Linked DNA regions of Homo sapiens: region 1 is linked to region 2. Evidence: chromatin loops called from intact Hi-C (ENCODE). Cell type or tissue: PC-3. All regions are shown on one strand. Links, peaks and the distances in the headings refer to the core of each region. The heading gives the core; the rest is flanking DNA.

Region 1 (12,400 bases), core at 2,847-10,846, 570 kb before region 2:
CCTTAGAACAGCTTCTACATGGAAATTTCACCAGTTAAATTCTACCTACTGCTTTTCTTGGGCAATGATGTGAGGAATAAGTAAAACCTTTTTTCCAAAGACAGTTCATTGTACTAGTAAAGATATGGGCTTTGGAATTAGCACACCTGAGTTCAATGTAGGGGTCTACCATTTACCACCTGCATGAATCTTGATCAAACTGCTTAACCTCTGCAAGCTAAATGTCCTAACCTCTAAAGCAAGAGAAAGATACTTCTCTACAATTTTATTGTGATAATGACATTTCATAGTGATTATGCAGTATTTAGCACAGTGCTTGCCTTATATGGAATTTTCAGTAGTCTTGGTTTTGGCTTGTTATCTTTCTCCCCAGTTACTTCTCTTTCCCCTGAAGTTTGAAAGAAGCGGCTGTGAGGTATGAATATATTTGCCCCTTAAGTAGAAAGGAGGTTCAGTTTGCAGACAGCATTCAGAGGAGATGAGTGAAAGGTTTCCATCACTACTATTGATTAAATGACACATAGATTAAAAAAAAAATATTTGGTTGGTTTGGCACAGGTTTCAAACTTTCAGCATCTCTCATGCTTTGCACAGGTGCAATAATATACTTATTTTTTGAAGTCTTCATCAACAAAGGAGTAAATTCGTTTAGCACACAGTGAAGCCAATTCTTTTTCTTTCCTTTTTCTTTCTTTCTTTTTTTTTGAGACGGACTCTTGCTTTGTCACCCAGGCTGGAGTGCGGTGGCATGATGTCGACTCACTGCAGCCTCTGCCTCCTGGGTTCAAGCAGTTCTTCTGCCTCAGCCTCCCAAGTAGCTGGGACTACAGGCGTGTGCCACCACGCCAGGCTAATTTTTGTATTTTTAGTAAAGACGGGTTTTCACCATGTTAGCCAGGATGGTCTCGATCTCCTGACCTCGTGATCCACCCACCTCGACCTCCCAAGCCAATTCCTTTTCTAATTTGATCTCACATGGCCTTCTCCCCCTCCCCTCACCAACTTTTAGTTGAGGCTCCTGTGTGAGTCATCCTGAACTCCCAGTTTGTGTTCCTGGGCTAAGCTCCTAAATCCACTATTAACTTCACTTCTTGTACTTATCCACATCCACGCTCAGTCTCTCTGCTATCTCAATAAACACTTTTTTTTTTGCTATGAAAAATTAATTTTCTAGTGAGCAGAATATCCCAACCCCTCAATCCTGGAGATCAATTCATCCAGAATTTCTCTGAAAGTTCTCAACTTGACTTTAAAATTGTTTCTTCAGATTCCTTTTGGAACCTCAATCTTCACCAGAGATTCCCCATTCTGACTTCTTAGTTCTCATCTTAGATTTTTTCTTTGTAAAATAAGAATTAGCATGACTAGCAGCATCATCATAGTTCAGTTTCTCTGTTTCTGTGGATATTGACTATGACTCCCCCTCCCCATCATTTTCCAGCCCAGCTCCCCTTCCTGGTAGGAGTAGCTATAGCCAATTTGACAGTAGATGTTTCTTTCAGTCACTTTATTAATTTAGAGCATGCAAATTTAGATTATGTTGCTTTGTATTTTCACAGCCTGTCTGATTTTTAACACTAAGCAATTTTATTTCCTAGTTATTTGTTAGCAGATTTATGTTGCATTTTGATTTTTATATTTAAGTTAACCAACATCTTTTTTTCTTATACTAAGAGAGTGATTTGTCACTAGTTGTCAAAACACTGCATAGAAGCTCATAACATGTAAATCTAATTTTTGTGCTTATAGGGAATATAAGAAATTTTATTTTTATTTTTTTAGAGACAGCATCTCGCTGTGTTACCTAGGCTGGAGTGCAGCCTCAAACTCCTGGGCTCCAGTGATCCTCCTACCTTAGCCTCCTGAATAGTTAGCACTATAGGTACATACCTCTATGCCTGGCTAATATTTTTTTTTTAATTTGTAGAGACTGGGTCTTGCTATATTGCCCAGGCTGGTCTTGAACTCCTAGCCTCAAGTAATCTTTCTGTCTCGGCCTCCCAAAGTGCTGGGATTACAGGCATGAGCCACTGTCTCCAGCCAATTCTTTAAATTAGGTCTGAGTTTTTTCCCAAAGAGATAAAACCAATATTGAGCACTTAAGGGTATGATCTGGTTTAGTCTCCCAGATACTGAAGTTTAAGAGACCTAAGAAAATACAATCCTCCCTTTTTTTGTCACTGTAATTCTGAGCCAATAGAGAAAATATTGCAATGAGGATGGAAGGCAAATATCATTTTAATTAGTAATAACACACAATAATATTGCTTACACCCACTGAACTTCAGAATTAGACAGAACTGCCCACTTGAATAGTAGTTCAGAACTGGGCAGACATCCTTTGTGGAAGCAAGGCTTGCTCCTGTAACACCCATTCTATGGATGCATGCAGTAGAATGGACATTTCTGAAGGCAGCTTGCTCCAGCAAAGAGAAACAGGAGGTGTTAGGGGCTGAGCTAAGCATACACAGCTTCTCTTTGCAGATCATCCTTAATATTTCTGATTATGTCACTTCTTCAGGAAAGTTGTTAAAGAGGAAATAAAGAGATGCTATCAGTCTTGCTAATGGAGTTTTTTCAATGTAGAAGGTAACAAGAGAGGACAGGAAGAAAGAATTCCCCCTCTAATGCTTGGCAGTAGAACATGGTTTGTTATGTTTTAACATGATTTTTCTATATAAATGTTGAGGAAGCCAATTTCTACTCTGGCCACATTAATGATGTTTTTCTTTATTTTGTTATTAAAATTTCCAGTCTCTTTGTATTTTTTTTTCAAGCCCTCCTTATCCCCTCTGCCCTAGTCACTCACCACTTCTAGGTAAAATAGGTAATACAAGTTCTAAATAGTTCATTTGTAACAGCTGAAGATATTTCCGTTGTGAATGTCAGAAACCCAACTCAAACGCTTTAAGCATGAAAGGGAGTCTATTGCCACACAGTTTGAAAAAGCCGGGAGGTGCCTGGCTTGATCCAGAGTCTCAAAGGACAGCACAGATGATTCTCTTCATTTGGTAATTGTCTTCTGGGTTGCTAGTCCTCTGATCCCTCTGATTTTCTTATAGCCTCTAGGGACTCAAAGCTTTCTTCTTACCCCTCCAGCAGTCCTTGCTTGCAAAGAATCCTCTTTCCTAAGTGTACCAGCAAGAGCTCTGGAACTGAGTGTGGCCGGGATGGCTTGGGTTGTTGCCAGTTCTAAGGGTGGTCCCTAAATCAGCCACAAGAGCATCACTGTGAAACTTGTTAGAAATGCAGATTCTCAGGCCTCACCCCAGACTTTTGAATTCTAAACTCTGAGGGCCTAAGCCCCCCAGGTGATTCTGATACACCCTAAAGTGTAATGACCGCTTTTTAAGTCTGTAGTCCAAAGTCTGTGACAGTTAGGGGGGTAAAGTACATTGAGTGGTCTAGGCTGAGTAGCTTGATTAGGGTCAACTTTATCCAGTCCAGGTGGTTGAAAGGTCAAGAGGGGTGGGTAGCTTCCTAAAGAAAAATTACGTGTTATTATAAGATAAAGTAACAGTTGCTGGGCAGGTAAACTCAACTGATAAGTCTATAATAGAATCCTTCCCACGAGTACTAAGTGGAGAGTTATTACGAGAAAAAATACTTGGTAGTGATGCCCAAGACTTGTGTGTTGTGTCTTTACAAGGGTCAGAGCAACAAAGGCCTTTCTTCTTATAGTGTGTATTAGTGTCCAGTGATTCTCCTGAATGGAGAATATCAATAGTTTTATCCTTTAGCCTGGGTTACTCATGACCTCATATTTCCCCTTATATGATGAGCCGTGCTGAGCAGCTGCGTGACAGCATGTAATTTGGGCAATGCCTGATTGAGGCCAAGTAAGGTATCTACCATATTGAATATTTGGTTTTCTTGAACTCACCCAAGAAAGCTGAATATTCTGTGTGGAAACAGGTTACACCCAAAAAATATACTTGAGGGTGCTGTGATAAATGATGGTAACTTTTCTGTTTGTACCTCATTTACAATTTTCACAGGTACAATGGTGGGAGACCATACCCGTTTGGAGTTCCACAACATTGAAACGGGAATCATGACTGAGAAACGCTACATCTCCGTTGTCCCCTCCAGCTTTATTGGCCATCTGCAGAGCCTCATGTTTAATGGCCTTCTCTACATTGACTTGTGCAAAAATGGTGACATTGATTATTGTGAGCTGAAGGCTCGTTTTGGACTGAGGAACATCATCGCTGACCCTGTCACCTTTAAGACCAAGAGCAGCTACCTGAGCCTTGCCACTCTTCAGGCTTACACCTCCATGCACCTCTTCTTCCAGTTCAAGACCACCTCACCAGATGGCTTCATTCTCTTCAATAGTGGTGATGGCAATGACTTCATTGCAGTCGAGCTTGTCAAGGGGTAAGTAGAAGGGATCACGACTTATGTTGGACACCTTTAATCTACTGAAGCTCTACGTAAAATATGGACATAAAAATAACTTGTCTATTCTACTCCCTACCCTCCATTCCTGACACATTCTCGCATCTTCCTTGATTAAATGGATCCATAAAATTATTAGGTCTGGAAAGGAGAGAGGCTCATGATTTAATTTAAAGGTCTTCCACTAACTCAACACTAACAGACTTTTTCCTATGAAATGTAGCCCTTTAAAACTATTGAAGAAAAGCTTATTTTTGCAAAAGAGGGCTATGATTTGTATTGCATCTAATTCTTGAGTATTACTAACTACAACCACCCAATTTATACCAAAAGATGAAACATAAATATTTTAAATCCTACCATTAGCCCATATATGCAAGTTTTTAGAAGCTGCCCTTTCCTCAAGACATTTTACTACCATGTATTAGAAAATAGTCAAAACAAAAAACCAAAACAAAAACCAAAACAGATTAATGGTTGATGATGAATTTAAAAGTCACCCCCTTATGTTTTGTAGTGTACAACCTGTGCTACTTTGACTCTGGAGAGTATTAGTAGGTAGTGTTAATGAAGTGGACTCGATGAGTATGGAATTATAGTGAAGCATGATAGAATAAAATCTGACTATTCTTGTAACCTCATATCAAGATTTAAATTATTCCTGCATTATGCCAGTTTAGCATGGGGGATTTGAAGCCCACTATGTCAGTTACACACATATAGCCATTAAACCACTTCGGGGATTTTCCAATTATTGTTTTTTTTTTTTTTTCTTCCTAGGTATATACACTACGTTTTTGACCTCGGAAACGGTCCCAATGTGATCAAAGGCAACAGTGACCGCCCCCTGAATGACAACCAGTGGCACAATGTCGTCATCACTCGGGACAATAGTAACACTCATAGCCTGAAAGTGGACACCAAAGTGGTCACTCAGGTTATCAATGGTGCCAAAAATCTGGATTTGAAAGGTAAACCTTGTAAAGAAATTTAGTTTTTAATAGAGCTTTTCTTACAATAGATAGACTATTTCCAGAGGCAAACCACAGGTTCAGAGTGCCATGCATTTTTGATACATCATCCATATCCTGTTTTAACAATGTTGAATTATCCTGTAATGCAATTTTTTCCGTTTTTACTTAGACTACTCATCAAGAAATGGTTCATTTTCTCTGATAACCTCGGGAATGTCATGCTGTGGGGGCTGAGAGATGACAGGATGAGTGTCAAAGTGTGGGAAGGGCCGTAATACAGAGGAAGGAATATAGGCTTTGGAATTTCAGCTGAATCATTTAATGTCTGGTGTCATCAGTAAACTGTCTTAGCCTTGTTCAGCTTACATTTACTTTTCTTTGCAAAATGAGGATAATAATTGTTAGTTTCTGTATAGGTCGTGAGAAGTTTTGATGGCATGTCTGTATATCCCTCAGCATATTATTGGTAACAAGCACATAAAAAGCACTCAATAAATGCTTGCTTTGTTGACAATATTGTTAATCTTTACTCCATCTATGATGAATAAATTTTTGAGATGGTATATATAAAATGAATGACACATAATAAATATTGGTTTCCTTTTTTTGCAGGGTAGAAACTCAGGTGCTTATCTCATTTATGCTGTCCCCCCCCCCCCCCCCCAGCTATCTTATTCCTTATCTGATGAATTATCTCAAGTGTATCAAACTAGTTGACATGGTCACCACATCCTTTACTCATTCTCTTTTGCTAATTACTTTCCTTTCCAGGTGATCTCTATATGGCTGGTCTGGCCCAAGGCATGTACAGCAACCTCCCAAAGCTCGTGGCCTCTCGAGATGGCTTTCAGGGCTGTCTAGCATCAGTGGACTTGAATGGACGCCTGCCAGACCTCATCAATGATGCTCTTCATCGGAGCGGACAGATCGAGCGTGGCTGTGAAGGTACAACCTATTTTTTTCTTGTTAAGCTACAGCCTTGTTGCAAGCACCAAGCCTCTTTGCTGCCTCTGCCACTGCCTCCTTCCTCAGTTGACCAGTCCTGTCTCATTCTCATTTGCCACGTGACATTGCATCACCATCAGTGTTCTCTTGTCACTGGTTTAGTATGTCAAGACATGTGCCACAGGCTCCAGGAATGTATGTTGGCAGATGTTTTCTGAGTATCACATACTTGCCAATAAAAATAAAATAAAATAAAAAACTTCCCTGGCATTGACATCAGGCTTCTTTCAATGTGTACCTTGGCTTCCAGAATGGCTGAAACAGCACTGGAGACTTTTATTTATACTTTAATACATGATGAGGGGAAAACCAGAGATTTTATGTAGATGTCACTAATTAATAAAATGTTTCTTATTTTGGCTGATAGTGACTGCATTATTTAATGCAAATCTAGCAGGCAATAGGAAAACGATGTCCAAATGCCATGATGATGGAAGGGAACTAACATTTACTAAGTACTTACTAATTATCAGGCATTGCTAGGCAGTTCTTTAGTGTGGTATATTGGAACATTATGGGCTTTGATATTAGAAATACCTGGATTCAGCTCCAGGTAGTAGCTCTTGTTAGCTATGTGACATTTGGAAGGTGATGTAACTTCTGTAAGCTATATCTTTCTTACCTATAAAACAGGGCAATAAAACTTACCTTGAATGTAAGGAGATCAGAAATACACATAAAATGCCTGGTATGTAGTAGGTACTCGATAAATGGTAGGCTTATTGTTTACAAATATTATTTTATGTCAAACATCTAATAATACTGCATGTCTACCCATGCAGCACAACAAACCATGCTCAGCCTGTTCCTGTAGATGATCCACTGTCTCTTGAGATACTAAATGAATTTTACAGGTCTTCCTGAATCCAACAATTCTTTGCAGTGTAAACAATCTAGTTTTAACCAGCAGATGGCAGAAGTGAACACATTCAGCCTTCCCTAGTAGTCTTGGGTTGGCTGAAAACGTGACTGTTACCTAACTTGAAAGGCAAAGAAGTTGCCTGACCAAGGATCTATGTAATTATTTCCTTTTTTTCTTTTTGAGCCTTTTGGTTGAGCCTTATGGTCCTGTGTTTGCGCAATATATTGTGTTTCCTTGTATCAGTTGTTAATTTACCACATCAAATCTGTTCATTCCACTTCTGTGTTCAACTTCATGTATCGCTTCTGTTCTTAAACAGCTTCCATCTGGGTTAGCTCATCATCGTAAAGCACACATTTATAAAAGCTTCCTGTCAGCTTATCAGGCTGACTTGGAGTTATGGAAATTGTTTCCCTTTGCCTAAGAGTTATTTTTGTATTTTGCACTAGTAATAGGAATGTTCATTCCTATAACCCACTCCATTTTTCCTTTATCCAGAAATATTTCTTAAATTGTCTTGGCCAAATATGGTGTTTGTACTATGTAGTGTGTGTGTGTGTGTGTGTGTGTGTGTGTGTGTGTGTGTGTATAAAGGGACAGGAGGTTGGGAATCACTAAGCCCTTAAAGCAGCCACTTTGCTCCTAGAAATGAACAATTTCATTCAATCAGGGATTTTTGTCTCCTTGGCTTGCTTTTAGTTCTTTTGTGTATTAAAGGGCAATCCTGGAATAGACGTAGCATTTGGAATTAAATTGTATATAGTGTTTAGAAGATTGTAGAATGGCAGTAATTCCATTTATCCTGGAATAATTAATCATATGAAGTCAAATCACAATATAAGAGCACATATTAGAAAGCGTAAGATACTGGTCAAATGTTACAGAATTTTTATTATGCCATCAGTTCTTCAGATTTAAAAGTTAACAGGAATCATCCATTAACTCTATGTCAGTGTTTTCCAATAGATATATGTAACACATGCAATTATAAATTTCCTAGTAGCTACATTTTAAAAAGGTATAAAGTAACAGGTCAAATTTATTTTAATTTTGTATTTTATTCAATTTAACTAAATATACCCAAAATATTATTTCAGAATGTAATAGAGATAAAATTATCAATATTTTGCACTTTTTTTCACATTAAGCCTCTAAACTTGAGTTTGTATTTTATACTTGCAGCACACCTCAACCCAGGGGCTACATGCATTTAAAGTGCTCAATACACATGTCAATGGCTACTGTATTGGTAGTACAGGTATACAGAATACAAAAATTAAGGTGTAAATAAATAAAGCTATAGTATTGGATTAAAAGGAGGTCTAAGCTTTATAAAAGGGTACTAAAATGTATAATATAAAGGGAGAATGACCTCACTTAAGAGAGTTTTAAGAGAAGCAGTAAGAGCATCAGCAAAAAGAAATTACATAACGAGTTGGGGAAAATGTCCCTATCCCTATCTACAGCTCTATGTGCAGTTTGGCATTACTCATCACATGCATTACAGAGAGCTCCGACCTTCCTCTGAGTATGGTTGATTGTTCAAAGCCGGATATTGTGGCTTGATGGCTCCACCATCTGAATCTATGGTGAGTCCCATGAGCCTAATAGCACTGCACTCTATTGCCATGGAGATAATTACAACGGTTACCCACTGAGCATTATGCCTACCCCGCTGGGTGGGATGAAGTGGAGGGTGAGTGCTGAGGGAAGAAAGTCCTTGTTGATTGTACACAAATGACTTGGATAATTAGCCTAAGTGGCCAGGAAAAATGGCCCAAAATGGGTTAAGGCATAAATTACTGTCATTGGAAGTTTGTACCACTGTGAATAAGCCCTTGCAAGAGATCCCAGGAGCATTTTAGGGTTCTGTGTAAGATGGTGGGGAGGTAAAGGGAGAGCACAAAACACTGGAGACACTGCAAAAAGGCATCATTTTTATTCTGAATCTCTTGTGTAGAGCATGAGACCCCCAAGAAGGCCTTTGAGCATTAGGTAGTATGAGGACCACAGGAAACAGAACAAATTTCTTAATTTATCATTTCTTTTACATAGAACAGTAAACAAGTAGGGGATGAGGTTTTATAACTAAGAACTAAGACCAGAATCTCTTCAAGATATGTTTTATTCTAGCAAATCTAGAATACACAGATAAACATATATATATATATATACACACACACACACAGATAGATAAGTATCTGTATCTATCTACATTTAATATATGTTTCCATCAAAGTCATTGACAATGACACTTTAAGATCCCTAGGTAGTAAATGTGTTACCTTCCCTATTATATCAGACCCATGACAGCAGGTAAAATAAAAGGCAAAAGAGTCCAAAATTATTTTTATTTATTTTATTGATTGAGTGAGTGAGTGAGTGAGACGGAGTTTCGCTCTTGTTGCCCAGGCTGGAGTGCAGTGGCGTGATCTCGGCTCACTGCAACCTCCACCTCCCAGCTTCAAGCGAATCTGCTGCCTCAGCCTCCCAAGTAGCTGGGATTACAGGTGCCCACCACCATACCTGGCTAATTTTTGTGTTTTTAGTAGAGATGGGGTTTTACCATGTTGGCCAGGCTGGTCTCGACCTCTTGATCTCAGGTGATCCACCCACCTCGGCCTCCCAAAGTGGTAGCAAAATTATTTAAAAACTTGCTAATTTAGTACTCTTCAGCTCTCAAGTATGAGTAGCAAAAAAGAAAAAAATCTTGAAACTAGTATTTGATTTTATGTCTCTGATAGATGCAAAGTGTATAATTTAGATATTAAGTGCAATTTCTGGGCAACTCCTAGTCAACATTTAGTTGTAACTTGATACCTCTCAATTTAAGCTAGGGTTTTAAAAAAAATCATACCTGATTTAATATGTGGCTGGTAAATGTATCTTCCTATATTGAGGCCAGCTTTGCTGCAGAGGCCAAGGCATGATCAGCTAGAAATGTGGTTTCACAATTGCAGATGATAAACATCTGAAAGAAATACACGTGCTTTGTTTTGAAACTGGCACGAATAAATAAAAATGACATTAGTCTGGTGCCCTTTTGCCTGCAACTATTTGGGTTTGGATATATTTTTAAAATTAAACAAATTGAGCTTTTTGGTGTTCCCAAATCACCGTGATCCAAATGTCTAATTCCAGTGCCAAATTCCTGGGTGGCATTTGCAAGAGGGCACAAGGGGTGCACTCGAGTGACTCTTTCATGCTGAACTCCTAATGTTTAGAAGTATTTCTATGGGCTCCATCTGATTGCACACACGTGTCTTTCAGTCTGACCGTGCACTCCCTGAGGTTGGCTGTGTGGATGTGAGAAAGCTCTTGTTGCCCTTGTTGCCCGTTGCCTGTGCTTTGTCAAGTCTGATGCGCCCCTGCCCTGCTCTGCTGACTTGGCTCTGAGGAGGCCGGCTCTGTCCCTGGTCTGCGCGTCCCCCTCTGCCCTACTCCCCAACCCCATCTTTGCTGTCTCTGGTGAACCTGTAGAGCATTTCAATTGTCTGTCTGAGTGATGGTTATGCAGATTGCGTTTTCATTTCTGTAATGTTATCCTGGTTTATTCTACCTCTTACTAACCTCTGGTTATTGTTTTCGCTTTTTCTGTTCTTTTGCTAACAAAGTTGCGTTGACCAAAGCTGACCTGCAAGGTAGAGAAGGTTCTTGTTCCCATTACCACTTTGGACTGAAAGATGCCCTGTGTAACCCTTGGTATCTTTTCTTTAGAGATCTTCAAGCTGTCACACCTCTTGGACAGCAGCAATTGTGGGGAGGTGGCTGAACCCTGTGTTCTTCTGAAAGGGTGACAGATAACCCAGATCAATGCATGAAAAATAGCTATCAAGAGGAGACCTCATGGGGGAAGAAACATGATTCCATTTTGGGGGGTACCAAAGAGGTTTGACAGCATCCCATACCGTGACTATACATAAACATATTAATTTACTCTGGAAATGATAAATACCTCTCCAAGTAGTTGCCATGGAGGGGTTGGCTCCTCTTAATTTATTCACCATACATAGAAAAAAGAACTTGGAAGGAAAAAAAAGGCCAAGGCCAGCCCTTATGCCTTAAGTTATTATTTTCTGGATCAGGGAGGTCATTTCCTGGAGCAGGACATTTAAGTACTTGGGCTTTATGAAAGAGAATGTCATTTTCTCTTAACTAGTTTTAAAGTTTTAAATATTTCTGGGCATTTGGGAGACACTAATGTCATTAAAATGTTTCAGAGATTTATATTTTCTATTGGGGATTTTGGTTGAGCACTTTAATTTCCTGTTTTGTGATCGCAGGAAAAAAGTACTCTTGAGGAAGAAGATGATCTGTCATTTTAATCCTGAATACCCTATAAAATACCACATGTGAGATGTTAGTGAATATCTATTGCAGAAACTACTTCATCCACTATTCAAAGAGGCATCTTACAAAGTCAGTAATGGCCCACTGATCCTATGGTGCCATGCTGCTATGTCTCAGAATAACAAGGGAGGAACAAGCATTTTAGGTGTCTTTTGGCTGATTGTCAAGCAGGAGACTGAGCCTCATGACCTCTGCTGAGTTTGCAGTCAGTCCAAATTGTTAGAAGTAGTTAAGGCAAAGGTAACGTTCAAAAAATTACTTTTCATCTAAAAAGATCATTGACTTTGCTGTGACTTTCTTGTTATATGCCATGTAGCTAACCAGTACAAGCGCCTATCTATCCAGAATACATCCACCAATGAAGACTCTGTCACTATTTTACCATAACTTTGTTTTTCTTTATCGCCTCTTAGCAGATTCACATATATTTTAATATATATTTAAATTAAATAAAAGAATATACACTAGTTAGGACTTAAAGTCAGAGGAAGCTTTACAATAGCTTTCAGTTTCAAAGTATAGAGGGCCCTTGTGGCAATACTGTTGTTTTAGACATTATGTTTAATTGTCAAGAAAGATCCACTATGTATTTCTCTGTAAATGGAAGAGAGAGAGAAGGGGGCAGGACTCAATCTGAATGCAAGACAATCCAAGGAGATTGAAGCTCCTTAGGACTGGATTTAGCGGATTAAACTAGACAACTACATCTCTTCCCTGACTTTACTATCACGCAGGGTAAGAACTATATGGATTTTGAATTCCCAGAGCTTAGCATATTCTCTCACCTAGAAAATCTGGACATGGCAAA
Region 2 (12,400 bases), core at 1,940-9,939:
AACTAGTTTACAGTCCCACCAACAGTGTCAAAGTGTTCCTATTTCTCCACATCCTCTCCAGCACCTGTTGTTTCCTAACTTTTTAATGATTACCATTCTAACTGGTATGAGATGGTGTCTCATTGTGGTTTTGATTTGCATTTCTCTGATGGCCGGTGATGATGAGCATTTTTTCATGTGTCTTTCAGCTGCATAAATGTCTTCTTTTGAGAAGTGTCTGTTCATATCCTTTGCCCACTTTTTGATGGGGTTGTTTGTTTTTTTCTTGTAAATTTGTTTGAGTTCATTGTAGATTCTGGATATTAGCCCTTTGTCAGATGAGTAGATTACAGAAATTTTCTCCCATTTTGTAGGTTGCTTGTTCACTCTGATGGTAGTTTCTTTTGCTGTGCAGAAGCTCTTTAGTTTAATTAGATCCCATTTGTTAGTTTTGGCTTTTGTTGCCATTGCTTTTTGTGTTTTAGACATGAAGTCCTTGCCCATGCCTATGTCCTGAATGGTATTGCCTAGGTTTTCTTCTAGGGTTTTTATGGTTTCAGGTCTAACATTTAAGTCTTTAATCCATCTTGAATATCTTGAATTAATTTTTGTATAAGGTGTAAGGAAGGGATCCAGTTTCAGCTTTCTACATATGGCTAGCCAGTTTTCCCAGCACCATTTATTAAATAGGGAATCGTTTCCCCACTTCTTAATGGGGTGGTTTGTTTTTTTCTTGTGAATTTGTTTACGTTCCTTGTAGATTCTGGATATTAGACCTCTGTCAGATGGATAGTTTGCAACATTTTTCTCCCATTCTCTAGGTTGCCTGTTCACTGTGATGATAGTTTAGTTTGCCAATCGCAGCCACTTTTAACACTGTTACTCTGGGTAGGTTATTTGGTCTGAGTGTCAGTCCCTCCTTCTGTAAAATGGGGGGAATTCCTGAAGGACAGTGTTAGGATGAAATCACATTACTTATAATGTCGAATTCCTCTGTCAATGCTTATATGCTTCTCATTCATTATTTCTAAGTCAAGCATTTTTAAAGCATTTAACATGCAATTATTCATTTTTGTTTATAAAGTGACCCTGTGAACTTATCCCTATTTTACAGTTGATGAATCTGAGACACTGAGAGATTAAATAACCTACCTAAGATCATCCAGCTATAAAGTGATCGAGACAGGTTTTGTTTGTTGGTTGGTTGGTTTTGAGATGGAGTCTTGCTCTGTCACCCAGCCTGGAGTGCAGTGGCACGATCTTGGCTCACTGCAACCTCCACCTCCCAGTAATGGTGCAATTACAGGCATGCACCACCACACCTGGCTAATTTTTTTTTTGTATTTTTAGCAGAGACTGGGTTTCACCACGTTGGCCAGGTTGGTCTTGAACTCCTGACCTCAAATCATCCACCCACCTGGGCCTCCCAAAGTGCTGGGACTACAGGTGCCCCGCTCAAGACAGATTTTAAACCTAGCATTCTTGCTCCAGAATTCATGCTGTTAATCACTGCTATTCTGCCTCTCTGTTGACTCTCAGAACCTCTCTTGGTCAAAGCAAGAAGGTATCGAACAGACTTCCTGTGCTGTTTTATAAGCTGCCTCAAATCCTTCCAGGACAGGGCAATGTCTATATAAATAGATGTTATAAAAAGTATAATCTAGGCCCTATTTATTTTTCTCTCAGATTCATGTCTAATTCATACCAGTTGAGCCTTGCTATTTGAGTTTCACTTAAAAGCATTCTGACATAGCTCACCTCCCCTCTTTCTCTTATATTGCTACCCATAAGGACTAGAGAAAAGATGGATAACATAATCCTGAGTCTATGAGTTGCTAGAAATTCCTCATTATAATTGTGTGTCTTCTGGCAAAAATAAATAAATAACTTTCTCTTTTAAAGCCACTTATAGGAGACAATGCACATTCTGTGTTTTTTCTCTGTGGCTGTGCATGGACACAGACTCTTCTGCCCTTCTCTTGCCTGTTCCTTGATTCCTCATGTTTCTGTCTGGTGCCTACCTGAGATCCAGGTATTCCTCTTTACCTCGTCGTCTTGCTATTTTTTCTAGGGACTTTTCTTCTCCCAAAGTTATGTTGAAACAGGCAAAACACCTAGAAATGGGTCATGTGGGTGAGTAGAGGGGAGTGAGAAGGAGAGGGAAAAAATTCCCAAAGCTCATATTAGGCAATTACAGTTCTAATGAATAGAAGCAGTCTATTCAGGCTTCTGGCAATATTTTATGCTCACCTAGTGTAGTCTGTATTCCCTTAAATGGGTAAAAGATGCCTTAAAAAGATTGCTTTGAAGGATGAAGAGACTTGAAACAACTCTCTGAACAAAAGAACTTGTTTATTCATTCATTTATTCAGCTTGCATTTATTATGTGCTGGGTATTATGCATATAAATATTTTCTTAAGTTTTGTTTTTAATTAACACATAATAGTATATATTTATGGGGCACAGTGAGATGTTTGATACATGTAGACATTATGTAAAAATCAAACCAGTGTGTTTAGCGTATTCATCACCTCATATATTTACCTTTTTCTTCTGGTGAGAGCATTCAAAATCTTCTCTTCTAGCTATTTTGAAATACAACAATACAATATTTTTATCCCTAGTCACCCTGCTGTGCAGTAGAACACCGGAGCTTATTCCCTCCATTTAACTGTAACTTTGTACCTGTTGACCAATCATGGTCCCTATTCTAAAAGTGTCACAGCCTAGGTAGGTTGACAAACAGGTAAATCAGGATTACAATACAAAAGTAAAATAGCCTGGATCAAGGAAAGCACAGGTTGTTATGGAAACACAAGAGAGGACATGTAAATAAGATTGAGGGAGGTTCAAGAAGGCTTTTCAGGAGAGATGACTTTTGAACTGAGTTTTAAAGACCACTGGGTAGACAATAGGAGAAAAAAACATTTCTGGCTAAGAGGTTAGTGTGGATGAGCAAGTGGCTCTGTATAGCTGGAGGAGTGTCTGAATTTTCCAACATGAAAAGGACCACAAACTTGGTGGAATCAAACAAAGATTTTTTTTTTCTTTTGTCACAGTTCTGGAGGTTGGAAGTCCAAAATCAAGGTGTCAGCAAGGCTGGTTCCTTCTGGAGGTTCTGAAAATGAATCCCTTCCATGCCTCTCTCCCAGCTTCTGGTGCTGGTGGATGCATCACTCTGATCTCTGGCTGTCTTTACATTGCCTTCTCTGTGTTTCTCCTTTTCTGCCTGTATCTTCTCTTCTTCTAAAGACACTTGCCAGGCCAGGAGCGGTGGCTCAAACCTGTAATCCCAGCACTTTGGGAGGCCAAGGCAGGCAGACCACCTGAGTTTGAGACCAGCCTGGCCACTGTGGTGAAACCCTGTCTCTACTAAAAATACAAAAATTAGCCGGGTGTGGTGGCGCATGCCTGTAATCCCAACGATTCAGGAGGCCATGGCAAAAGAATCGCTTGAAACCCAGGAGGCGGAGGTTGCAGTGAGCCAAGATTGTGCCATTGCACTCCAGCCTGGGCAACAAGAGCGAAACTCATCTCAAAAAAAAAGATACTTGCCATTGGATTCAGAGCCCACCTAGATAATCCAGGATGATCTCATCTAGACAGCCTTTACTAATTCCATCTTGCAAAGACTCTTTTTTCAAATAATGACACATTCATACATTCCATATCTTTTGGGGAGACACTATTTAACCCACTACAAGGTATAAAGATGAGCTATAGGCCTGATGAGGTAGGAAAGAGGCAGGGCAAGGTCTCCCAGACACTCATGTACCTGACAAGGTGAGTCTCAAGAGACACAAGAAAACCTTGGAACTGTAATTGTGAAATTGACATCTATCTCTGGAAAATGACTATTACTCCTAATGCCTCTAGCCAAAGACTATCAGAAACCCACCTGTAGCTGATGGAGTTGCATTTGTTACTCATTGTTTCGATGAGGACACACATCATGAGGAACCATCATGTCTCAGCTAGAGGGTGTTGGAGAAAACCTATTGTAGGAATTTGACTTTGGTTGGGTAATATGAGGAAGCGTCCAAGAAAGCCTAGTTCACTTTAGATTAGATGCTGTCAGAAAGCAGAGGCAATTCTAAAAATGTGTATCTTGATTAAATCTTCTCTGTATGGAACAAGAGTGAGGATAAAGTTGTAAATGATAAAGAAGTAGCAATCACTAGCCAAGAGAGGGGACTGTTTGCTATTTTGTGGGTGAAGCAGTGACTTTGTTTTTCTGTGCATTGATTAAATTAAGATGTAGCTTTGTTTTGACTCAGTTTATCATGGTCTCAGAGTGACTTCTTCTGAGATTGGTATTCTGTGACATTGCTCATGTGCAATAGAAGAATAACAAGATCTAGCCATGAGTGCCAGGTTACGTTCCAGATGTCACAGGCTGCTCTTTTGTTTTGTTTTTCTTTTTCAATACCAAGTGATAAGAATGAGCATGCCTAAAATTCCAGCAGTTGTAATAAAATACATCAACCAAAAGGTTCAGACTGTCCTGTAAGACCCATAATAAGAGTCTCAATGTGTTCTTAAAAGAACATTCTTTCTTAGCCTACGTGAACATCCTTCTCTAGACTTAAATTACTTCTGACCCACATGTTGGGCCGTATCTATTTTAAAGACAAGAGGAGCTAACTGCAAAGTTCCTTGTCTGGTAAGCTGTTTCATCTGATAGTTGTAATAGCATTTTCTCCCGTCTCACTGTAGGGCCTAACCCCACAAGCATCCTTGTGAAGAAAGACCCCACAGTCCTCTTTTTAAGCTTTCTCCCTCCCTTTCCTGGGGTGCCTTATCTATTTAAATATTAGAGGTGAGTCAAATGTAATTCTCTTTAATGAAAAACAAACAAGTGATAGAACCCTAAACGCTCTTTTGGCAAAGATCCCTTCAGAACAAACAATCTTCTTTTAAAAGAAGTCAGAGCTAGGAAAGGGCCACAGGAGAGCAGGGATAGCCAACTAAACTATGCAGCAGGCTTCTCTGAAAAAAAGTGAGTGACTTTTTTGGTGTGGCAAGAAAAAAAAAAAGTAAAGTTTGATATAACTAGTAGTCCTTGGAATGACAAGTGACAAGAGAGGTCTCTTCCCTCCCTATAGTCCCAAGGAGAAAAGGGCTCTGTAAAATTAAAGGCACAGGTATTCAGTTGAAAGGACATATTTTTCTCCTCTAACTTATAATTAGCCTGCGATACTGGCTTCTGTAGGCTCTTATGAAGGCAAATTGCTCAGGACAGTGACTCTGGCGATGTCAGTCATACAGGCAAGCACTGGGATATCTATCACAAACACATGCCAGTTGTCATCTTCCAAGGCATCACCTGATTGCCAACTCAGGTCAGGAAGAAATCATTCCTCTTTCTTCTTCTGTGATGTTACTTATCTGTTGCAACAGAGGAGAGGGTTAGCACCTTTCATGACATATTCCAGCATCCTGTTAAATTGATCAGAAGACCAATTGCACACAGTGTCTTCTACCATTGAGATTGGAAACACAGCCAAGGGTGGAGATGGTCAGTGAGGCTTCCCAGTGTCTTGCAAGTTCCAGGTCAGTTGTTTATGCTTAGAGTCCCCTGACAGAGAGATGGATGTGTTAGCAGGTTCTAGGGCCTGTGGTTTCCCTTGTGGAAATGCCAGTGGACCATGTGTGCTCCTTGGGTATCAGGGTGATTGGGCTTGGGTTGGTTGTGGCCACAGCATGAACTGGAGAGTCGGCTGTATTTGGCATGACAAGGTTGGCACAGGCCAGCTGAGACCTTGAAAAATTTGGAGCTGATGCAGAGGTGAATAAACACATTGAAAACAGAAGCTGCAACCTCAAATTTCTACAGGGACCAGACAGGTAATATGCCTGAGTGAAGCAGGCCAGGTGGCAAATTGTACAGTGCAGGCCCCAATCAAAGTGCACAGTGGCCACTCAGCTGCCACTGGATTATAATTGTGTAGAGATGTGAGTTTAGAGTTGTCAGCTTTTCAAGAGAAGCCAACAGTCTGGTGTGTATGTTAAATCCCCTGATTCTGGCATCTAATTAATGCCCTTAGCAGTCCAAACCAAACAATGTGTGAGCTGCCATTTTTGCAACCTTGAGCTAATGGTGTTAACGTCCAGTTTCTTTGTTTCATAACATCTATGGAATGGCTTTGTGAATGCAAATGTTGAAACATTGTGAGTCTCATCCCCAACAGTGAAAATAAATACAAAATTTAGGCAAAAAATAAAAATAAAAATAAAAATACTTCTTAAATGTCACAGCGCCCCCATGGGGCTGGCTGGGGCAACAAATTAAGGGACACAGCTGAGCTTTCGATTCTGTCAGTAACTAAGTAGTAATGGTGCCTCAGGGGGTCTGAGTCATTGAACAAGCGCTACAGGATAGCACAATACTAGGTACACAAAGTAGGCGAGCACAGGCTCCCTACCTTTGAAAAGTTTATAAGTTCATTAACAGTATTATGTTTCCATGCACTGGAGCATTAGAGGAAAAATGCCACGATAACATCTAAACAAGAGTGCAGTGGGCCCTGAGAAGTATGATGATTCTGTTTCCTTCTTTAAAGCATCTCTTCTTAATAATGTGCAGTAGTAGAGAGAATAGAAAAGCAGCATGATGGCCATGTGACTTGCTGGATGGATGCCATTTCTGTTGGATGAGATTGGACATCAATAGGTAAAACCAATAAGAGGTTGTGTGCATTTTCAGATTCTGGAATTCTGGAATCTATGACATTTTTGGAAAAATAGCTCTCCTAAGACACTGGTTCTAAATATAGCAGTGGGTTTCAATAGTTCTATGAATTGAAATCAATAGTACTAAGGAGCGAAGAGCCTAGATCACTCTCCCAAGAATCATTGCTTAGATGAGTGGTTCTCAAAGTGTAGTCTCTGGCCACCAGCATCACCTGGCAACTTGTTACAAACGCATATTGTTGATTCTCATTCCACAACTATTGAATCAGAAATTCTGGGACTGAGTCCTAGCAATCTGTGTTTTAAACAAGCCCTCCAAGTGATTTAATGCATGCCAAATACTAAGAATCACTGTTATCCTTGGAAGAGGGGAAAGCTCAGATAACCCACAATTGAGGTCTAGAGATGTTCATAGTCTCTTCTACAAGTAAGTCTTACCAGTGAGCTATAGTAGAGATAACCAAGATAGCATGTAGCTGGAGGAGCTGTTGCTTATTTGACTGGATTTTTTGGTCATTTTTTCTTTCTCACTTATGTGTTTGTTCTCCACTTGTTTTCAAGCCCCATTGATTTCTGTATTAGCTTTCTATTGCTGCTATGATAAATTACCACACATTTTCATGGCTTAAAGCAACACAAATTTATGAGAGTTCTGAAGGTTAGAAGTCCAATACAGGTATCTCTGGATAAAATCAAGGTGTCAGAATTAGAGCAAATCCCTTCTTGGGGCCTCTCGGGAACAATCTACTTCCTTGCTTTTTCCAGCTTCTAAAGGCCACCTGCTTTCTTTGGCTCATGGGCCCTTTTCTTATAAATGCAGATGTTGTTTTTAAAAATGAACAATGTTAGGCTGCCTTCCTCGAGGGGCTGTCTCTCTTGTTCTCACTCTTCTGCCTCCCCTTCCACCTTTAAGTATCCTGTGATTACATTGGGTGCACCTGGATGATAGGCAAGCTCCCTATTTTAAGATCAACTGATTAGCAAATTTATTCCCCTGTGCTATAGAAGGTACCATATTCACATGCTTCAAGAATTAGAATATATTGTATCTTTCATGGGGGAGGTACATTATTCTGCCTACCATAAGAGATTGTATTCGGAGGGCTTGTTTTTTTTTTTGTTGTTGTTGTTTTTTCACCAGGAAATGGAGCCTGGTGAAAAATGTAATATATAGCCTCTTCCTCCACACTACTAAACTACCTTTCTGTGTCCTACAGAGACTGTGTAATATTCACTGGTGAAGACATAAGCTTTGTAGTCACAAACCTGAGTTGACGTTCCTACTCTGGCACTTACTAGATTGATATGGTTTGGCTGTGTCCCCACCCAAATCTCATCTTGAATTCCCATGTGTTGTGGGAGGGACCCGGTGGGAGGTAATTGAATCATGGGGGTAGGTATTTCCCAGGGTGTTCTCCTGATAGTGAGTAAGTCTCATGAGGTCTGATGGTTATTATAAGGGGGAGCTTCTCTGCACAAGCTCTCTTTGCCTGCTGCCATTTCACGTAAGGTGTGACTTGCTCCTCCTTGCCTTCTGCCATGATTGTGAGGCCTCCCCAGCCACATGGAACTGTAAGTCCAATTAAACCTCTTTCTTTTGTAAATTGCCCAGTCTTGGATATGTCTTTATCAGCACCATGAAAATGGACTAATATATAGATGTAATAACTTTTTGCAAGTTATGCAATTTTGGGCCATAGATTCCTTTATTCTGAAGTGGAGAAAATACTTTCCTTATACAATTGTTATGTTTACATAAAATAAGGTGCCAGATACATAGTAGAAATAAAATAAATGATGTTACTACTTCCTAAAATCCTAAAAGTTTCATTTCAGATTGCTGAGTAAACCCAGTTAAAGAAACCAGCCTCTGTGTTTTGGTGTTGTCATTAATGCTAAGTTACATTTCCTTAGGGTATCTGCATTAAGCAAATGTAAGATGTTTGAGTTTCAAAGATGAACAAGTGACTTGTAAGTGTAAAGTGGTATGGCTGTTTTTAATAAATAGGTAATACCACCCTTTTGGCGGGTAGTAGAGAAAAGAAGATGAGTTTTTAGAAAAAGACTCAGAGTTACTCAGAATTAAGAAAATGAATCCTTACTGTCAATATGAGTCTCCCAACTGCTAGCGCAAGTGGTGGATAGATTTTCTTTTCCACTAGATTTACTTCCTGATATACACATTTATCACTCAAGCATGGACTGTTCATCAAGTCATTTTCCATCTATAACCCCAGCTGAAGCCTGACAGGTTGTGTGTTTATTATGTACTCTTAAAAAACTGGAGCTCATTTGCCCCTGCTGCGGGGAGAGCAGACTCAGACAGATAGAGGGATAAGGTCATTCAGTGGAATGCCCATTCACTGCAGTCAAGCCTAAATAATAGAGAGGTGTAAAACAACCAGGAAAAGCTCTGATTATTGCCAGAAATCAAATATTGATCAGATAGTCCCCTAACTTACCAACTTCCCTCTTAATGATCTGATTCCCATGTATTCATTCATCAGTTAGTTGAGCCCCTCCTATAGACCAAGCCCTGTGCATGGCTATAAAAAACAGTATGTCCATGCCCACTTCCCCCTCTACACTCAATCTGGAGCCATGAGAAATTAAATAACCTTTAATTTCTGAAGATCGGGTGCTCTTATAAAACATCAGTACTTATAATTGTATCCTGCAGTGGAAAATTGTGCAATAATCTTTTTCTGAAGGCATGGCCATGAATTGTACTATATTACTCCATCTATCTTCTTTTAACACTAAACAAAATGAAGAGAATACATTGTGCATGGCCCCTAGAAATTTACCTTCAAATAGAAACAAAGCTGCTAACTCCACACACACATGATATGCTGAAAACTGAATAAATATTGAAGAATCTAAATTCAATTAATTAGCAAGCCAAATCTTGCCTCAAATTATGTTGACATTATTTATTCCTTTGTTGATTAAATGAGTTGCCTCTTAAGCCAAAAGAGAAGATCTTAAGCTCTTGTTTCTTCATTCCAGGTCTCTTCTCTCCAAGGAATTTGGGAAGGAGCAAGCACAGCAGAGGCCAGTTTTACTGCATGCTGGTGCTCAGAGGGAATAGGGTTCATAGAGTAGAAGACAGTGAGGAGAGAACCAGTAAGGAGGTTGGGGAGCTGGATAGCATTTACAGCATGGGTTCATTGATTCATTGGGAGGCTTATAAATTTCCTATGCATAGAAGCACCTGTTTTTAAACAGAGACATGTATTCAACACATGCCTTCGAGAACTAATTGGAAAGAGTCTTTGATGGCCTATCGTTTTGAATTTGCATGACCAGAACTCCACTATCCATGCAAACACAGTGGACTTGCTGCAATTGTCCTTTGACTTAGGCAACTTTAACAATGCAGGGGAGGAGGGGTGAGAAGAGGCTAGGAGAGGAAGTGTCAGTGGGAGAAGCCAAGAATAATTGAAGTAGTGTGTTATTTCTTTTTTTTTTAACTATTAATTTTTTTTATTATTATACTTTAAGTTCTGGGATACATGTGCAGAAGGTGCAGGTTTGTTACATAGGTATACATATGCCATGGTGGTTTGCTGCACTCATCAACCCATCATCTACATTAGGTATTTCTCCTAATACTATCCCTCCCCTAGCCCTCCACCCACCTGACAGGTCTCAGTGTGTGATGTTCCCCTCCTTGTGTCCACGTATTCTCGTTGTTCAACTCCCACTTATGAGTGAGAACATGCAGTGTTTGGTTTTCTGTTCCTGTGTTAGTTTGCTGAGAATGATGGTTTCCAGCTTCACCAGTGTCCCTGCAAAGGACATGAAGTCATTCTTTTTTATGGCTGCATAATATTCCATGGTGTATATGTGCCACATTTTCTTTATCCAGTCTATCATTGATAGACATTTGGGTTTGTTCCAAGTCTTTGCTATTGTGAACAGTGCTACAATAAACATACATGTGCATGTGTCTTTATAGTAGAATGATTTATAATCCTTTGGGTATATACCCTGCAATCCCATTACTAGGTAGTATGGCATTTCTAACCACCCTTTCCTTCCATGAGCTTAGGCCTGGGAGTTGCAGTGAGTGGGAGCCTTAAATCTACCAAGCCGCAAATTTCTGTGTTCCTGAGGCCTCTCAAGGCATCAACATCTTGAATAGAAAATAAGTCTATCCTTAAAGATACAGTACATTTAAAGATTAAAAAAAAAAAAAACAAAAAAAATCATGTTCCCTAAACACAAATAACTTCATCTGCTGCCCAAGCAAAGAAACAAAGAGATGTCTACTAAAGGCAAAAATGCCAATGTCGTGCTTCCTGAGCACAGACATTGCACTGCACAGAATGGACCATTTTGGAGACTTTCAAAGACAGTTTTGACTCAGTAATCTCCTATGCTGACTTTATTACCTAACTGTGTCCTGTGGAGGATTAGGTGATAGTGGCAGGTTAGGTCCATGGGAGATTGGATTCCACTGTGATCAGCAAACAGAATAACCAGCATGTGTGAAGTGACTTTTGTCAGAGGAGTGATGAGGAGTGCTCTCTGAATTCAGTGTTTTCCCTCTTTAATTTTTGCTAATCATGGGTCATTTATCTGTGAGCTACTGCATTGTTTCCACTGCCTGCTTTCCAACCAGGGATAGGTTTTATCTCAAAAAACAGAAGACAAAACCTCTTAACCTAAAACTAAGACTCCCTCTGGGAGATTCCAAAGAGAGACGGCTTTGATGTAATGGGAAGGGAGCTGATTTAGGGTCTAATAAAGTCTTCTACCAGCTGTGTGATCTTTGGCAGTTTCTAGTTCCCTAGGTACTATTTGCCTATCTATAGAAATGGGGTTAACAGCACCTACTGCTGAAGTTGGTATGGACATAATGAGATACCATACATGTAAGGAAATGAAAAGTATTCCACAAATACTCCTTCCCTGAGCTTGTTCCTTCCTTTCACCAAAACACACATATTCCATCTTTCAACTCTCCTGCTCTACACGTGTATGCTTGAGTTTAGGGCCCTGGAATAAGCAATCCTGGGTCAACATCTGCTCTGCAAACATCAAAAAGTGTGAGCAGGGGCAGCCTAGCCTTGGTATTGATGTGTTTCCCATCCACAGCCACATTCACCATTAGACCCAGTATTAGTCACTGGGTCCCCGGGGCCAGCATTTACTGTTGCCTTCAAAAATGCAGACTCATTACTAACAAAAGTGGTATGTCCATTATTATGACCTATTTAGTGGCCCAGCAAATCCCCAAATTCTATTGAGCCACATCTGTCTACCGAGGGGCTCTGCGGTTGATTGTCTGAGACGGATCTGCTTGCAAAGAGGCTGATTTGGGAAAGTTCAACAGCCCCACTTAGTTGCTCTGTGACATCCTGACTTCCTACAGGTTACTTCTCATATTGTTGGGTGTTTGTTTGTTTGTTAGTTTGTTTGTTTGACAGAGGTCTCACTCTGTCACCAGGCTGGAGTGCAGTGGCATGATCTCGGCTCACTGCAACCTCCTCCTCCCAGGTTCAAGGGATTCTCCTGCCTCAGCCTCCCGAATAGCTGGGACTACATGCACACCCCACCACACCAAGCTAATTTTTTTATTTTTTAGTAGAGACGAGGTTTCACCATATTGGCCAGGATGGTCTTGATCTCTTGACCTCATGATCCACCCGCCTCAGCCTTCCAAAGTGCTGGGATTACAGGCATGAGCCACCATGCCTGGCCTCAATGTTGTGTTTTAAA

The links. Hi-C counts contacts between places; a loop is a spot of excess contacts. Peaks named below come from ENCODE experiments on the same cell type or tissue, not always from the same donor. Only the 100,000 strongest peaks of a DNase experiment are listed, where the experiment ranks them.
Region 1: a loop joins it to region 2, with 10 times the contacts of the local background. A loop is called at or near these places in 5 of 110 quality-filtered maps.

Annotation. Positions count from the first base shown.
Region 1 is chr14:78,962,027-78,974,426 of GRCh38, forward strand. It overlaps NRXN3 (neurexin 3), which reads left to right. Exons shown (of 21, transcript NM_001330195.2): 12 at 3,999-4,380; 13 at 5,182-5,372; 14 at 6,147-6,320. Among named protein-coding and RNA genes, the nearest start is that of NRXN3-AS1, 110 kb to the right of the region's middle. In PC-3, for the core only: a CTCF peak has its summit at 7,285 (motif pointing right); DNase peaks (open chromatin) are centred at 5,605 and 7,305; H3K27ac peaks cover 2,231 bases.
Region 2 is chr14:79,537,887-79,550,286 of GRCh38, forward strand. All of the region lies in intron 16 of NRXN3 (neurexin 3), which reads left to right. Among named protein-coding and RNA genes, the nearest start is that of NRXN3-AS3, 88 kb to the right of the region's middle. In PC-3, for the core only: a CTCF peak has its summit at 6,256 (motif pointing left); a DNase peak (open chromatin) is centred at 6,315; H3K27ac peaks cover 392 bases.